2 separate regions of the Homo sapiens genome follow, and region 2 is linked to region 1. Evidence: read pairs that join two places in POLR2A ChIA-PET (ENCODE). Cell type or tissue: B cell. All regions are shown on one strand. Links, peaks and the distances in the headings refer to the core of each region. The heading gives the core; the rest is flanking DNA.

Evidence for each region. Peaks named below come from ENCODE experiments on the same cell type or tissue, not always from the same donor. Only the 100,000 strongest peaks of a DNase experiment are listed, where the experiment ranks them.
Region 2: POLR2A ChIA-PET joins it to region 1 with 5 read pairs; 3 of 35 experiments call an interaction of 5 or more read pairs at or near these places.

Annotation. Positions count from the first base shown.
Region 1 is chr19:2,681,499-2,689,105 of GRCh38, forward strand. All of the region lies in intron 1 of GNG7 (G protein subunit gamma 7), which reads right to left. Among named protein-coding and RNA genes, the nearest start is that of GNG7, 17 kb to the right of the region's middle. In B cell, for the core only: no CTCF peak of the experiment used is centred there; DNase peaks (open chromatin) are centred at 2,273, 3,046, 4,533 and 5,101; H3K27ac peaks cover 2,367 bases.
Region 2 is chr19:2,912,785-2,920,391 of GRCh38, forward strand. It overlaps ZNF57 (zinc finger protein 57), which reads left to right. Exons shown (of 4, transcript NM_173480.3): 2 at 2,738-2,864; 3 at 3,294-3,465; 4 at 4,140-5,689. The coding sequence ends at 5,505. Among named protein-coding and RNA genes, the nearest start is that of ZNF57, 16 kb to the left of the region's middle. In B cell, for the core only: no CTCF peak of the experiment used is centred there; no DNase peak of the experiment used is centred there.

The sequences.
Region 1 (7,607 bases), core at 2,098-6,097:
ACTCAAGTGATCCTCCCACCTCGGCCTCCCAAAGCGCTGGGATCACTAGCATTAGCCACATCACCGGGCCAGATCCTTCTTGCGCAGTGTTTGTGTGGACATACGCTTTCACTTCCCTTAGGTGTACGTCTAGGAGTCAACTCACAGGGTCATATGGAAACACTGTATGTAACCACTTCAGGAACTGCCAGGCTGTTTCCAGAGCAGCTGTACCACATGATGTTCCCAGCAGCGACGCATGAGGATCCCCGTGTCTCTACCTCCCCGTGAGCCCTTGTGATTGTTTGTTGTTTTGGTTTTTTTAATTCTAGCCATCCTACTGGGTGTGAAGTGGTATCTCACCATGGCTTTGATTTGCATTTCCCTGAGGACTGATGCGGAGCATGTTTTCAAGTGAAACTGATAGTTTCTGTTTCTTTGTTTTTGTTTGAGATGGAGTCTTGCTCTGTTGCCCAGGCTGGAGTGCAGTGGCGCAATCTCAGCTCACTGCAACCTCCGCCTCCCAGGTTCAAGGGATTCTCCTGCCTCAGCCTCCCAAGTAGCTGGGATTACAGGCGCGCGCCACCACGCCCGGCTAATTTTGTATTTTTAGCAGAGACTGGGTTTCACTATGTTGGCCAGGCTGGTCTTGAACTCCTCACCTCAGGTGATCCACCCACCTTGGCCTCCCAAAGTGCTGTGATTACAGGCGTGAGCCACCGCGCCCGGCCTGAAGCTGATAGTTTTTAACATGAGGGGTCCTGGTATAATCAACTCCACAGCTAGAAGGAAGCCGGAGTTTTACCTGGAAAAATGTGCAAGGAAACGTGGCTGGTTCCATCACGGAGATGAAAGAGTTTGTGCAAAATGCAGACAGAGCCATCTCATAAAAGAGCTACAGGGCGAGCTGGGCACGGAGGCTCACACCTGTCATCCCAGCATTTCGGGAGGCCAAGGCGGGCGGATCACGAGGTCAGGAGTTCGAGACCAGCCTGGCCAACATAGCGAAACCCCGTCTCTACTAGAAATACAAAAATTGGCCAGGCGTGGTGGCACGCACCTGTAGTCCCAGCTACTCAGGAGGCTGAGGCAGGAGAATCACTTGAACCCGGGAGACGGAGGTTGCAGAGATCACACCACTGCACTCCAGCCTGGGCAACAGGGCGAGACTCCATCTCAAAAAAAAAAAAAAAAAAAAAAAAAGAAGAGCTACAGGGAGGCAGGGGTCATCCCTGCCCCTGCTCCCACCCCATCCGGTGAAGTCTCCCACTCCACGCCATGAGCCTTGGTTTCCTCATCTGAAGACAGAGCCTCAGAAGAGCTGCCAGGGGTTGCTCTGGGGGTAACTGCAATGCTGGGGTGAGGGGCAATCGGAAACCTGCAGCTGCAACTGTAGGAGTGAGGGAGGCATTCAAATAACAGTCTACTGCATTCTAGAAGATTCCATCCTGGGCTCACTGAATAAGGACTCCCGGCAGGACACGGTGGCTCACGCCTGTAATCCCAGCACTTTGGGAGTCCGAGGCGGGCAGATCACGAGGTCAGGAGATCGAGACCAGCCTGGCCAACGTGGTGAAACCCCATCTCTTTAAATTTTGTAAAAATACAAAAATTAGCTGGGCGTGCTGGCGCATGCCTGTAATCCCAGCTACTCGGGACGCTGAGGCACGAGAATCGCTTGAACCCGGGAGGCAGAGGTTGCAGTGAGCCGAGATTGTGCCACTGCACTCCAGCCTGGGCGACAGAGAAAGACTCCGTCTCAAAAAAAAAAAATAGAGATGGGTTCTCACTATGTTGCCCTAGGCCAGCCTGGGTGGGAGGCCAGGCTGGTCTCGAACTCCTGACCTCAGGTGATGTGCCTGCCTCGGCTCCCAAAATGCTGGGATTACAGGTGTGAGCCACCACTCCCGGCCAAGACCCGCATCTCTAATTTTTTTAAAAAGACTATTTTCCCCGGAATACCTGCTAGATACTCTCCACGCCTTCTGTGTGGTCTTCTTACCTGCTCTTGAGGTAGGAGCCTCTTCTACAGATAAAGCCAACAAACAAAAACGATGCTCAGGCCAAAGAAGAAGATGCAGGCTCTGATAAAGACTGGCAGTGGGGAGGCGGGTGGGAGCCCGGAAACTTCAAGGTGTCACTGAAGCACAAGGTGACATCAGACAGGGAGAAGAAACAGGGGAGCTGGAGCAGGCGGAGATGGTGAAAGCCTGAACCGAGGGCATTCCAGGTGAGGAGAAAAACAAGAGAGAGACCCTGGAGGAGGAGGGAGGGAAATTAACTGAGCTGTGAAAAACCTGCCTGGGGCTGACCGGCTCTTGCACAGGGACGGGCCAGCTCGGGCAGGGACGGGCTTGCTGCCGGGAGGTACCCGTGCAGAAACAAGAAAGGAGCTCCTGCAGGGGCTGGCTAGGGAGCTGGTGGACAGCATCGGCCAGAGGAGCTCAAATCCGCCCTCAGCCCCAGGGGGCCGAGCTGCAAAAGCGACGTCAAATGGACAAAAATCCCACCGGGCACAGAAGTGCGACCAGCAAGTCTATGGGTTTAAAAATAAATGATGGGGCCGGGCGCGGTGGCTCACGCCTGTAATCGCAGCACTTGGAGAGGCTGAAGCCAGGTGGCTCACTTGAGGTCAGGAGTTCGAGACCAGCCTGGCCATTTTTTTTTTTTTTTTTTTGAGATGGAGTCTCACTCTGTCGCCCAGGCTGGAGTGCAATGGTGCGATCTCGGCTCACTGCAAGCTCCTCCTCCTGGGTTCAAGCAATTCTCCTGCCTCAGCCTCGCGAGTAGCTGGGATTACAGGGGTCCGCCACCACGCCCGGATAATTTTTGTATTTTTAGTAGAGACGGGGTTTCACCATGTTGGCCAGGATGGTCTCGATCTCTTGACCTCGTGATCCGCCTGCCTCAGGCTCCCAAAGTGCTGGGATGACAGGCGTGAGCCACCGTGCCCGGCCCGCACCAGTGCTGTTGATGGAGGCCCCAAAGTGGTAGCGACACAAGTGACCCTGGACGGATGCACGGATCAACGTAGCGTGGTCCATACACACCCCGGAGTATGATTCAGCCTTCAACAGCAGGCAATCCTGACACAGGCCACGATGAGGATGCACTTTGAGGACCTCAGTCTCAGTGAGAGAAGCCAGGCACAGAAGGACACATCCTCCGTGATCCACTCCTAAGAGGTTCCCAGAGCCCTCAGATTCACAGAGACGGAAAGTAGGATGGGGGCCGGGCACAGTGGCTCATGCCTGTAATCCCAGCACTTTGGGAGGCCGAGGCGGGTGGATCACCTGAGGTCAGGAGTTCACGACCAGCCTGGCCAACATGGAAAAACCTCGTCTCTACTAAAAATACAAAAATTGGACGGGCGCAGTGGCTCACGCCTGTAATCCCAACACTCTGGGAGGCCGAGGCGGGTGGATCACCTGAGGTCAGGAGTTCAACACCAGCCTGGCCAACATGGAGAAACCTTGTCTCTACTAAAAATACAAAAATTAGACAGGCGTGGCGGCACACGCCTGTAATCCCAGCTACTCAGGAGGCTGACGCAGGAGAATCGCTTGAACCCAGGAGGCAGAGGTTGCAGTGAGCCAAGATCGCACGACTGCACTCCAGCCTGGGTGACAAGAGCGAGACTCTGTCTAAAAAAAAAAAAGAAAGAAAAAAGAAAATAAAGTAGGATGGGAGTGCCAGGGGCTGGGGAGGGGGCTGGGGAGTCTGTGCTTCATGAGGACACAGTTTCAGTTTGGGAAGATGAGAAAGTTCTGGAGGGGACAGTGGTTGGTTAAATGTACCCAAAAAATGGTTAAACGGGGAAATTTTATGTTACATGTAATTTACCACAATGAAAAATGAAGAGAAGGCTGGGTGCAGTGGGTCACACCTGTAATCTCAGCACTTTGGGAGGCCGAGGCTGAAGGATAGCTTGAGCCTAGGGGTTGGAGACCAGCCTGGCCAATATAGCAAGACCCCATCTCTACAAAAAAATTTAAAAATCAGCCGGGCGTGGTGGCATGCACCTGTGGTCCCAGCTACTTGGGAGGTTGAGACAGGAGGATGGCTGGAACCCAGGAGGCAGAGGCTGCAGGGAGCTGTGATCGCACCACTGCACTCCAGCCTGGGTGACAGAGGGAGACCCTGTCTCAAAGTAAAGTAAGGGAAGCAAAACAAAAGAAAGTGAGAGAGGGGAAGCAGCTGAGAGTCAGAGACGGGGGACAGGGTGGGAAGTCACGAGGCCCCGTCCACTGTGTGTCAAACGTCGGATGCCCAGTAACGTCCGTGACCGCCCGGTGTCCTCCTCCCGAGACGAGGGCCTGGTGGGCAGGGGACGGCCTTGAACACCCAGCGACACCCTGCCGTTGTTTGCCCAGTGAAAAGAGGCCACTAAGAAAAGGGCCTTGGCAAAACAAAGGGCCCCATTCACTGTCCCCGCGAGAGGAGGCCTGAGCTCTTTCTCGCCAGAGCTCTCCTGTCCCGGCCCAGTTTCACTTTCCAAGGACACTCCAACCCCACCTCAGCCCCCACCGATATCCTGCTTTCCAACAATCCTCTGCCTTTACCAGACACTTCATCAGAGCGAGAATGTGGACCCAGGGGTGTCATCTTGGTCCCAGAGGCCAGGGGGCAGAAAGTGCCAGCTGTCAGGCAGTTTCCCAGCCGTGTGTGGTCTCTGTCTCAGCATTTTTTTTTTTTTTTGAGACAGAGTCTCACGCTGTCGCCCAGGCTGGAGTGCAGTGGTGCGATCTCAGCTCACTGCAACCTCCGCCACCCGCGTTCAAGCGATTCTCCTGCCTCAGCCTCCCGAGTAGCTGGGATTACAGGCACCCGCCACCACGCCTGGCTAATTCTTGTATTTTTAGTAGAGACGGGGTTTCACCACATTGGCCAGGCTGGTCTCCAACTACTGGCCTCAGGTGATCCACCCACCTCGGCCTCCCAAAGTGCTGGGATTATAGGCGTGAGCCACCGTACCCGGCCTCCCCCCTCCTTTTTAAAAATGTTGCATCTCAGGCAAAGCTGCGCTCAACACCCCGGCCCGGTGCCTGCTTGCTTCAGTCTCCAGCACTGGGATCCCGGCCAATCCCCGCAACACATTCGGGACCGGCAGGACGCATATGTCTCCAATCAGAAGGGAGATGTCTCTCCTGAGCTCTCTTCAGTGTTTGCCGCCAAGATGGGGAAGACGACGAGTTTCCAACACCCTGAAACGATCCCAAGGAGCGGAGCCTTTGTAGGGTGGGGTCAAAAGAGACTTTACTTACTTTTTTTCTTTCTTTTTTTTTTTTTTTTGAGACAGAGTCTCGCTCTCTCGCCCAGGGTGGAGTACAGTGGCACGATCTCGGCTCACTGCAAGCTCTGCCTCCCAGGTTCACACCATTCCCCTGCCTCAGCCTCCTGAGTAGCTGGGACTACAGGCGCCCGCCACCACATCCAGCTAACTTTTTGTATTTTTTAGTAGAGACGGGGTTTCACCGTGTTAGCCAGGATGGTCTCGATCTCCTGACCTCGTGATCCGCCCGCCTCGGCCTCCCAAAGTGCTGGGATTACAGGCGTGAGCCACCGCGCCTGGCCACTTTTTTTCTTTTTTTTTTTTTTGAGACAAGGTCTGGCTCTGTCACCCACACTGGAGTGCAGGGGCATGATCTTGGCTCACTGCAGCCTCAACTTCCTGGGCTCAAGCGACCCTCCTGCCTCGGACTCCCGAGTAGCTGGGATTACAGGCATGCGCCACTATACTCAGTTAATTTTTTTCTCTTTTTTGTAGAGATGGTGTCTTACTATGTTGTCCAGGCTGGTCTCAAGCTCCTGGGCTCAAGCAATCCTCTCATCTTGGCCTCCCAAAGTGCTGGGGTTAGGCTGGGCATGGTGGCTCACACCTGTAATGCCAGCACTTTGGGAGGCCGAGGCGGGTGGATCACCTGAGGTCAGGAGTTCGAGACCAGCCTGGCCAACATGGAGAAACCCTGCCTCTACTAAAAATACAAAATTAGCCAGGCATGGTGGCCCATGCCTGTAATCCCAGCTAGTTGGGAGGTTGAGGTAGGAGAATCGCTTGAGCCCGGGAGGCAGAGGTTGCGGTGAGCCGAGATCGCACCATTGCACTCCAGCCTGGGCAACAAGAGTGAAACTCCATCTCAAAAAACAAACAAACAAAAAAAAGTGCTGGCATGACAGGAGTAAGCCACCAGCCTGGCCAAGAAGTTTAAATCATGATGCCGGGCGCGGTGGCTCACGCCTGTAATTCCAGCACTTTGGGAGGCCGAGGCAGGCAGATCACATGGTCAGGAGTTCGAGACCAGCCTGGCCAACACGGCGAAACCCCATCTCTACTAAAAATACAAAAAATTAGCCGGGCAAGGTGGCACGCACCTGTAATCCCAACTATTTGGGAGGCTGAGGCAGGAGAATCAGTTGAACCTGAGTGAGCTGAGATCGTGCCACTGTACTCCAACCTGGGCAACAAGAACAAAACTCTGCCTCCAGATAAAATAGCCGGGCGCGGTGGCTCACGCCTGTAATCCCAGCACTTTGGGAGGCCGAGCTGGGCAGATCACAAGGTCAGGAGATCGAGACTATCCTGGCTAACACGGTGAAACCCCGTCCCTACTAAAAATAACAAAAAATTAGCCGGGCATGGTGGCGGGTGCCTGTAGTCCCAGTTACTCGGGAGGCTGAGGCAGGAGAATGGTGTAAACCCAGGAGGTGGAGCTTGCAGTGAGCCAAGATCGCGCCACTGCACTCCAGCCTGGGCGACAGAGCGAGACTCCGTCTCAACAAAAGAAAAAAGAAATCATGATGCAAAGATGAAAAGCAAAGTTTGCCGTACGAAGGATGGAGTCGGTGTCAGTGCTCTGGGGAAGTGGGGAGTTCCCTCAGCAAGAATGACCTCAGAGTAGCTGGTAGGTGGGCTAAGGCCACCTGGGCTGGGAGAACCAGGTTAACAGCACCAGTAGGAAGTCACCAGGGTCTCAAGGATCCCCAGCAGGGAGAGAGCAACAGGGCACCTCACCCCTACGTGTTCTTTCCCGAAACCCGTAACCCCGGTCTGATCACGAGAGAAATATCTGACAAACCTAGATCAGAAGTAAGTCTGCACAATACCCAGCCGGTCCCCCTAAGACCGTCCAGGTCACGAGAGGTAACGAACATCTAAGACATGGTCCCAACCTGGAAGAACCCCCGGAGACGAGCCGGCTAAATGTCACGTGGGATTCTAGATGGGTCCTGGGGCAGGAAAGGACATTAGGGGAAGATTAATGACATTTGAATAAAGTGTGGAGTTGAGAGAAATGAACCCATTGTTAGCCGGGCACAGTGGCTCCCGTCTGTCCTCCTAACACTTTGGGAGTCCGGGGTGGCAGGATCACTTGTGTTCAGGAGTTCGAGACCAGCCTAGGCAAAATAGCGAGACCTCATCTCTACAATAAAACAAAAATTAGCCAGGCACGGGGTTGCGTGCCTGTGGTCCCAGCTACTCAGGAGGCTGAGGTGGGAGGATCGCTTGAGCCCAGGAGTTGGAGGCTACAGTGAGCCATGATCACTCCACTGCACTTAGCCTGGGCGACAGAGTAAGACTCTGTCTCAAAAAAAAATGTAAATGTAAATTTAAAAAATATTACTTTTAA
Region 2 (7,607 bases), core at 1,868-5,867, 230 kb after region 1:
CCTGTTTCTCCATATCCTTGCCAAAACTTATTTTCTTTTTTAGTTTTTTATTTTACCCATCCTAGTGGGTGAGAAGTGGTATCTCCTTTTTGTTTTGATTTGCATTTCTTTGATGACTAATTACTGACAATGTTTATTTTTCTTGGAGAAATGTCTATTTACATCCTTTCCCCACTTTTTTGTTGTTGAGACTGAGTCTTGCCCTGTCACCCAGGCTGGAGTGCAATGGTGCGATCTCGGCTCACTGCAACCTCTGCCTCCTGGGTTCAAGCGATTCTCCCTCCTCAGCCTCCTGAGTAGCTGGGATTACAGGCATCCGCCACCACGCCCAGCTAATTTTTGTGTTTTTAGTAGAGACGGGGTTTCACCATATTGGCTCAGCTGGTCTCAAACTGCTGACCTTGTGATCCACCCACCTCTAAAGTGCTGAGATGACAGGTGTGAGCCACTGTGCCTGGCTGCTAAATCAGTTTTGTTTGATCTTTTCAAACAACTAGCTTTGGTTTCATTGATTTTTCTCTATTGTTTTACTGTTCTCTATTTCATTAATTTGCCTGTAATATTTATTATTTCCTTACTCCTAATTGCTTAGGTTTAGTTTTATTTTCCTATTGTGTCGAGGTGGACCACGTTAGGTTGTTGATTTGCAATCTTTAGGATAGGTATTTATAGCTATTAACTTCCTTTATATAAGTTTTGGTATATTATGTCTTTATTTTACATCCATCTCGAAGTATTTCCCTTTTGATTTCTCTTTGATCCATTAGTTATGGAGGAGTGTGTTAATATCCACATATTAGTGAATTTGCCAAATTTTCTGTATTAGTTTCAGATTTCATTTCTCATTCCATTGTGGTCAGAGAACATACTTATTTCTGGTTTTTTTTTTGGTGGGGGGAGACTAACTCTCACTCTGTCAGTGATGTGATCAGAGCTCACTGCAACTTCTGTCTTCAAGCAGTTCTCGTGCCTCACCCTCCCAAGTAGCTGGGAATCCACGTGTGTGCCACCATACCCAGCAAATTTTTGCATTTTTAGTAGAGACAGGGTCTCACTATGTTGCCCAGGCTGGTCTCGAACACCTGAGCTCCAGCGATCCATCTGCCTTGATCTCCCAAAATCCTGGGATTACAGGCGTGAGCCACCGCGCCCGGCCAATATTTTGTATTTCTATTGTTTAAAATGTGTTGAGGTTTCTTCTATGGCCTAGCAAAGGGTCTCTTTTACAGAACGTTCTTCTGCACTTGAGAAGAATGTGTGTTTTGCTGTTGTTGGGTTCAGTGTTCTGCAGATGTCTGCTATGTCTAAATGACTTATAGTGTTCAATTATTTTATTTCCTCGTATTTCACCTAGATGTTCTCTCATTAAAAAGTGGGGTAATTGATGATGCTGTGCTCAACTAAAAAAGAAAAAAGAATGGGTGTTTATGTTTCAACTTGTATTTTTAATTATCCATTTCTTTTATTTTTATTTATTTTTTTGAGTCTTGCTCTGTCACCTAGGCTAGAGTGACATTCTTGGCTGGAGAGCACAATCTTGGCTCACCGCAACCTCCACCTCCTGGGTTCAAGTGATTCTCCTGCCTCAGCCTCCTGAGTAGCTAGGATTACAGGCACGCACCACCATGCCCAGCAAAATTTGTATTTTTAGCAGAGACGGGGGTTTCTCCATGTTGGTCAGGCTGGTCTCAAACTCCCGACCTCAGGTGATCTGCCTGCCTCGGCCTCCCAAAGTGCTGGGATTACAGGCGTGAGCCACTGCACCCGGCCACTACTTTCATTTTCATTAAGTATTTTCTAATGAAACCTTTCAGTTGTTTAACTTTTTACTGTTTGTTGGTCTCTTTAGGGGTTACTGTATTGTCAATGCGAGGCTTATCAGATGAGCTTCGGGTTTATATTCATCGCTCGATTCCAGTGAGATACAGAAATGCTGCGTGTGTAGCTCTATTCCTTCCTGCCCCTCCAACTTCTATGGCAATATGAATACATGCTACATCCATGAATATTATATGCCAAAACAGTGCGTTTTAATTAGTACTTTACCATCTGTAGTCATGTCCCTTTGCTTAAATATGCCTTTGCTCCCTCCCACCCTCCTCCTCTGTGCTGTTATTGGCAAATAGGTATTCTTATGTGTTATACATCCAACAGTGCTTTCCAAACATATTCATACAGTTGCCTTTAAAATAATTTAAGAAAATAAAGGGGAATAAAGGGGGAAAACGGATACAATGTTGCCTAGGGCTCCAGGCAGACAAAGACAGGAATTCTTAAGTCACATTGTTAGAAACTCCCTGGCCAGCCTCAGGCCCGTCCATACAAAGATCCCCTCACCAGGCAGGGGATTCCAAGGACTTACCATTTTCTGCAGTAGCTGGTGGAAGGCTTTTCCGAAAGTCCTATGAAATGTGCATCGTTTGGACAACCGAGGCCTGCTGCGTTATGCAACGTTTCAAATGGAAAAGTTACTTCATTTGCATAGCATTTCTCTAGACCCTCCTGGTAGAGGAAAATAAGAGCAGTCGCAGTAAAAAGGCAGAGATAAGTTCAGACTGATAGTGGTGCCATGAAGTTTACTAGGAAGTGATTGTGAATAAGTAAAAGATCTAACATTCGCGTCATAGAGGAGGTGTTGGGACACCACAGAATCTTGTTTGAATTTATGAATTGAGTCCAGTTCCCCAGTACTTTCAGTGTCTCCAATCCTCCTGCACACCTGTGTGGTTTGTCTTAGGACTCAGTGGTCTTTGAGGATGTGGCTGTGGACTTCACCCTGGAGGAGTGGGCTTTGCTGGATTCTGCTCAGAGGGACCTCTACAGAGATGTGATGCTGGAGACCTTCCGGAACCTGGCCTCAGTAGGTGAGGATGGCATCATTCCTTCCCTTGGTTTTTAATGAACTCATTTCTTTCTCATCAGTTCTGTTGCAAGATGTGAAATGTGGGAAAGGACTAAGACAGACATGTTCACAGCCACCATGGACCTAGAATCTAGTCATTATTCCCTAACAGTGAAAACATGTGTGAAACAGATGTTATTTCTGTCTTGGTTTAAAGGACTTGAAGTTCCTTTAGTGTCATTAGTAGGGGTATAGATTTCACTGGTCATTTAGGATCACAGAGTGGTTCCTTGTTTGATACCTGTGACTTACTGTGTTTGTGAAATACCTAACATTTTGACCCCTTATGTCTGTTATTGATGAGGTCCTCAAAATGCTAAACTCCTCAGTGTCTTCCTTTGCTTAATACGTGTCTTATTCCTTTTGAGATTTGTTTACTTTTTTGTTGCAGATGATGGGACTCAATTTAAAGCCAATGGGTCAGTTTCTCTGCAGGATATGTACGGGCAAGAAAAATCTAAGGAACAGACAATACCAAACTTCACAGGAAATAATTCCTGTGCCTACACTTTAGAAAAAAATTGTGAAGGCTATGGCACTGAAGACCACCACAAAAATCTGAGGTGAGTTGCACTCACAAGAGAAAAATCCTTGTATGCAATTAAATATATATCTAAGTATTGCTCCAAATATAAGCATTGCTCCAAATTTGTTTATTCCTCAGAATTTTAACCAAAAAAAAAAATTTGTATTTGACTAAGACATTGAGAATTTGAAACATAATTGTTAGAAGTAATTACAGGGGGCCGGGCGCGATGGCTCACGCCTGTAATCCCAGCACTTTGGGAGGCTGAGGCAGGCGGATCACGAGGTCAGGAGATCAAGACCATTCTGGCTAACATGGTGAAAACCCGCCTCTACTAAAAATACCAAAAAAAAAATAGCCGAGCGTGGTGGCAGGCACCTGTAGTCCCAGCTACCTGTGAGGCGGAGGCAGGAGAATGCTGTGAACCTGGGAGGCAGAGCTTGCAGTGAGCTGAGATTGCGCCACTGCACTCCAGCCTGGGTGACAGAGTGAGACTCCATCTCAAAAAATAAATAAATAAAAAGAAATTACAGGAAAACCCCATATATAATAAATACTGCATTAAAAAATATGTCTCTTCAAACAATTCAGAATAGAAAAACTTCACGTATACTGAAATGTAGTTAGACATTATTTCTAATACTTGTTAATACATCTCAACACATCATTACTAAACATACCATACATAAAAATGTCTCTCATTTTTAACAGAAATCATATGGTGGACAGATTCTGTACACATAATGAAGGTAATCAATATGGAGAAGCCATCCATCAAATGCCAGATCTTACCCTGCACAAGAAAGTTTCTGCTGGAGAAAAACCATATGAATGCACCAAGTGCAGGACAGTCTTCACGCATCTTTCTTCTCTTAAAAGGCACGTCAAGTCTCACTGTGGACGAAAAGCACCTCCAGGTGAGGAATGTAAGCAGGCCTGCATTTGTCCCTCACACCTACACAGTCACGGAAGAACTGACACTGAGGAGAAGCCGTATAAGTGTCAAGCATGTGGGCAAACTTTCCAACATCCTCGTTACCTCTCCCACCACGTAAAGACTCACACAGCAGAGAAAACCTACAAATGCGAGCAGTGTCGGATGGCGTTTAATGGGTTCGCAAGCTTCACTAGACATGTGAGAACTCACACAAAAGACAGGCCATATAAATGTCAGGAATGTGGGAGAGCCTTCATTTATCCCTCGACATTTCAAAGACACATGACAACACACACTGGAGAGAAGCCCTATAAATGTCAGCACTGTGGGAAAGCCTTCACTTACCCCCAGGCTTTTCAAAGACATGAGAAGACGCACACGGGAGAGAAGCCCTATGAATGCAAGCAGTGTGGGAAAACATTCAGTTGGTCTGAAACCTTGCGAGTCCACATGAGGATCCACACTGGGGACAAACTCTATAAATGTGAACACTGTGGGAAGGCTTTTACCTCTTCCAGATCATTCCAAGGTCATTTGAGGACGCACACTGGAGAGAAACCTTATGAGTGTAAACAATGTGGGAAAGCCTTCACTTGGTCCTCAACGTTTAGAGAACATGTGAGAATTCACACGCAAGAGCAGCTCTATAAATGTGAACAATGTGGGAAGGCTTTTACCTCTTCCAGATCATTCCGAGGTCATTTGAGGACGCACACTGGAGAGAAGCCTTATGAGTGTAAACAATGTGGAAAAACCTTCACTTGGTCCTCAACGTTTAGAGAACATGTGAGAATTCACACGCAAGAGCAGCTCCATAAATGTGAACACTGTGGGAAGGCCTTTACCTCTTCCAGAGCATTCCAAGGTCATTTGAGGATGCACACTGGAGAGAAGCCTTATGAGTGTAAACAATGTGGAAAAACCTTCACTTGGTCCTCAACCTTACATAATCATGTGAGGATGCACACTGGAGAGAAACCTCACAAATGTAAACAATGTGGGATGTCCTTCAAGTGGCACTCCTCCTTCCGGAACCATCTGAGGATGCACACAGGACAGAAATCCCACGAATGTCAGTCATACTCAAAAGCCTTCAGTTGCCAAGTCATTCTTTCTAAAACCAGTGAGAGCACACACTAAAGAGAAATTCTATAACTTTAATGGGGTAACCTCACATTAATTCATGTATAATGCTCCAGAAAATTCACACCAGGAGAGAAATCTTACAAGTATGATATTGTCTTTGTCAATACCTCATTTGTAAAACAGACCCATTAGTCGTGAATTTCCAGCTCTTTCAAAAATAAATGTTTATGTGAGAAAATAATTCTCTAAGTCCTCTTTCAGCTATAGTACCTAAGTTTTAATAGTTAAGTGTTTTGTCTCTTAAATATTTTCATTTCGAACTGTATTAGACCCATGGTGATTTGAAGCATACTTTGAACATGACACAATTTTTTTTTTTATTTTTTTTTTGAGACAGTCTTGCTCTGTCACCCAGGCTGGGGTGCAGTGGTGCGATCTCCACTCACTGCAAGCTCCGCCTCCCAAGTTCACGCCATTCTCCTGCCTCAGCCTCCCAAGTAGCTGGGACTACAGCCACCTGCCACCACGCCTGGCTAATTTTTTGTATTTTTAGTAGAGATGGGGTTTCACCGTGTTAGCCAGGATGGTCTCGATCTCCTGACCTCATGGTCTGCCCACCTTGGCCTCCCAAAGTGCTGGGATTACAGGCGTGAGCCACCATGCCCGGCCAAACATGACATAATTTTTATAGTTTCTATATTTTTCTGTATGGGATCATTACAACAATAAAACTTTGGTATTTCTTACTGGCCTACTGCTACAGATAGTGGATATCACTTACCTATTTTATATATTGTACCTTACCAAATTTTTTTTTGCAAAACCTGGTAAATATGCAGAGTTCTCTATAAAGTATAGTCTCTAATCATCTTTTGCAATTTGTTTTTCCTCATTTCTCACTGGGAGTTAGACAGCAGCCTTTGAATTAGGAATGGGGACCTACAAAACAAGAATGAAATCTGTAGATGGTTTTGTTACGGATATATGTGTAAGGCTGGGAACGACATTTCCCTGAATGTCTTTCCTTTATGGCACCAAGTTAAAATCTGCTGATTTTCTACTGTGCATGAGGTTTGGCAGTCAGGACTAGAGAAGTCATTACCCGCTTTGTAGAGCCAGCATACTCAGAGACATAAAGGTGGCACACAGGCGCACCATGCACACAGCCTTCTGGATCATTGTACTCATTCCTGCCACTGTTAATGAAGAGTGTCTCTACAACAGACACCAGCTGCCTAACTTTCAGCCAGACATCTCCATGAGCTCTCCCAACATGAAGACATTTAGTGTGGATTGCTACAACACCTGCCACGTCCACCAGGCCACTGATTCTGACTGTCGTGGTGATCATCTCTGAAGCTAACTCCCTCCTTTAGGTCTTACCTTATTTTTATTTTATTTATTTATTTTTGAGACATAGTCTTGCTGTGTTGCCCAAGCTGAAGTGCAGTGGTGTGATCTCGGCTCACAACCTCTGCGCCTCCCGGGTTCAAGCGATTCTCCTGCCTCAGCCTCCCAAGTAGCTGAGACTACAGGTATGCACCACCATGCCCCGCTAACTTTTGTATTTTCAGTAGAGACAGGGTTTCACTATGTTGGCCGGGCTGGTCTTGAACTCCGGACCTCGTGATCCACCTGCCTTGGCCTCCCAAAGTGCTGGGATTACAGGTGTGAGCCACCGTGCCCAGCCCAGGTCTTACCTTATTTTTATACTAAACATTTTCTTTTGTTCTCTTAGTACTGCTTATGGTTCTGTGTGCAGACACAACCATGACAGCCTATGCACCAGCCAAAAAGCGCGCACACACACGTTTGATCGTGTACAGCATCGCTGAATGACTACTTAGTCCATGTAAGAATAATCACCTCTCATATCAGGCAGACTGGTGGAGTTTCCTATTACTCAGAGCCGAGTGCAACCCTTCAGTATATGTTCAATACTATGTTTAATTATATGCTATTAAGAACAAGACACTTTTTGTCAAATTCCTCTGTAGTGGTTTCTTAGATTTTATCAACCATGTTCAGATAAATTATATAATAACAAATATTTTTACTCTGAAGATATAAATATTCCATTGCAATTATGGAATATGAAATCAACTTTGTAATTCTGTCAGTTTAGGCACTATCTATTAGCATTCCCAGATGTGTAC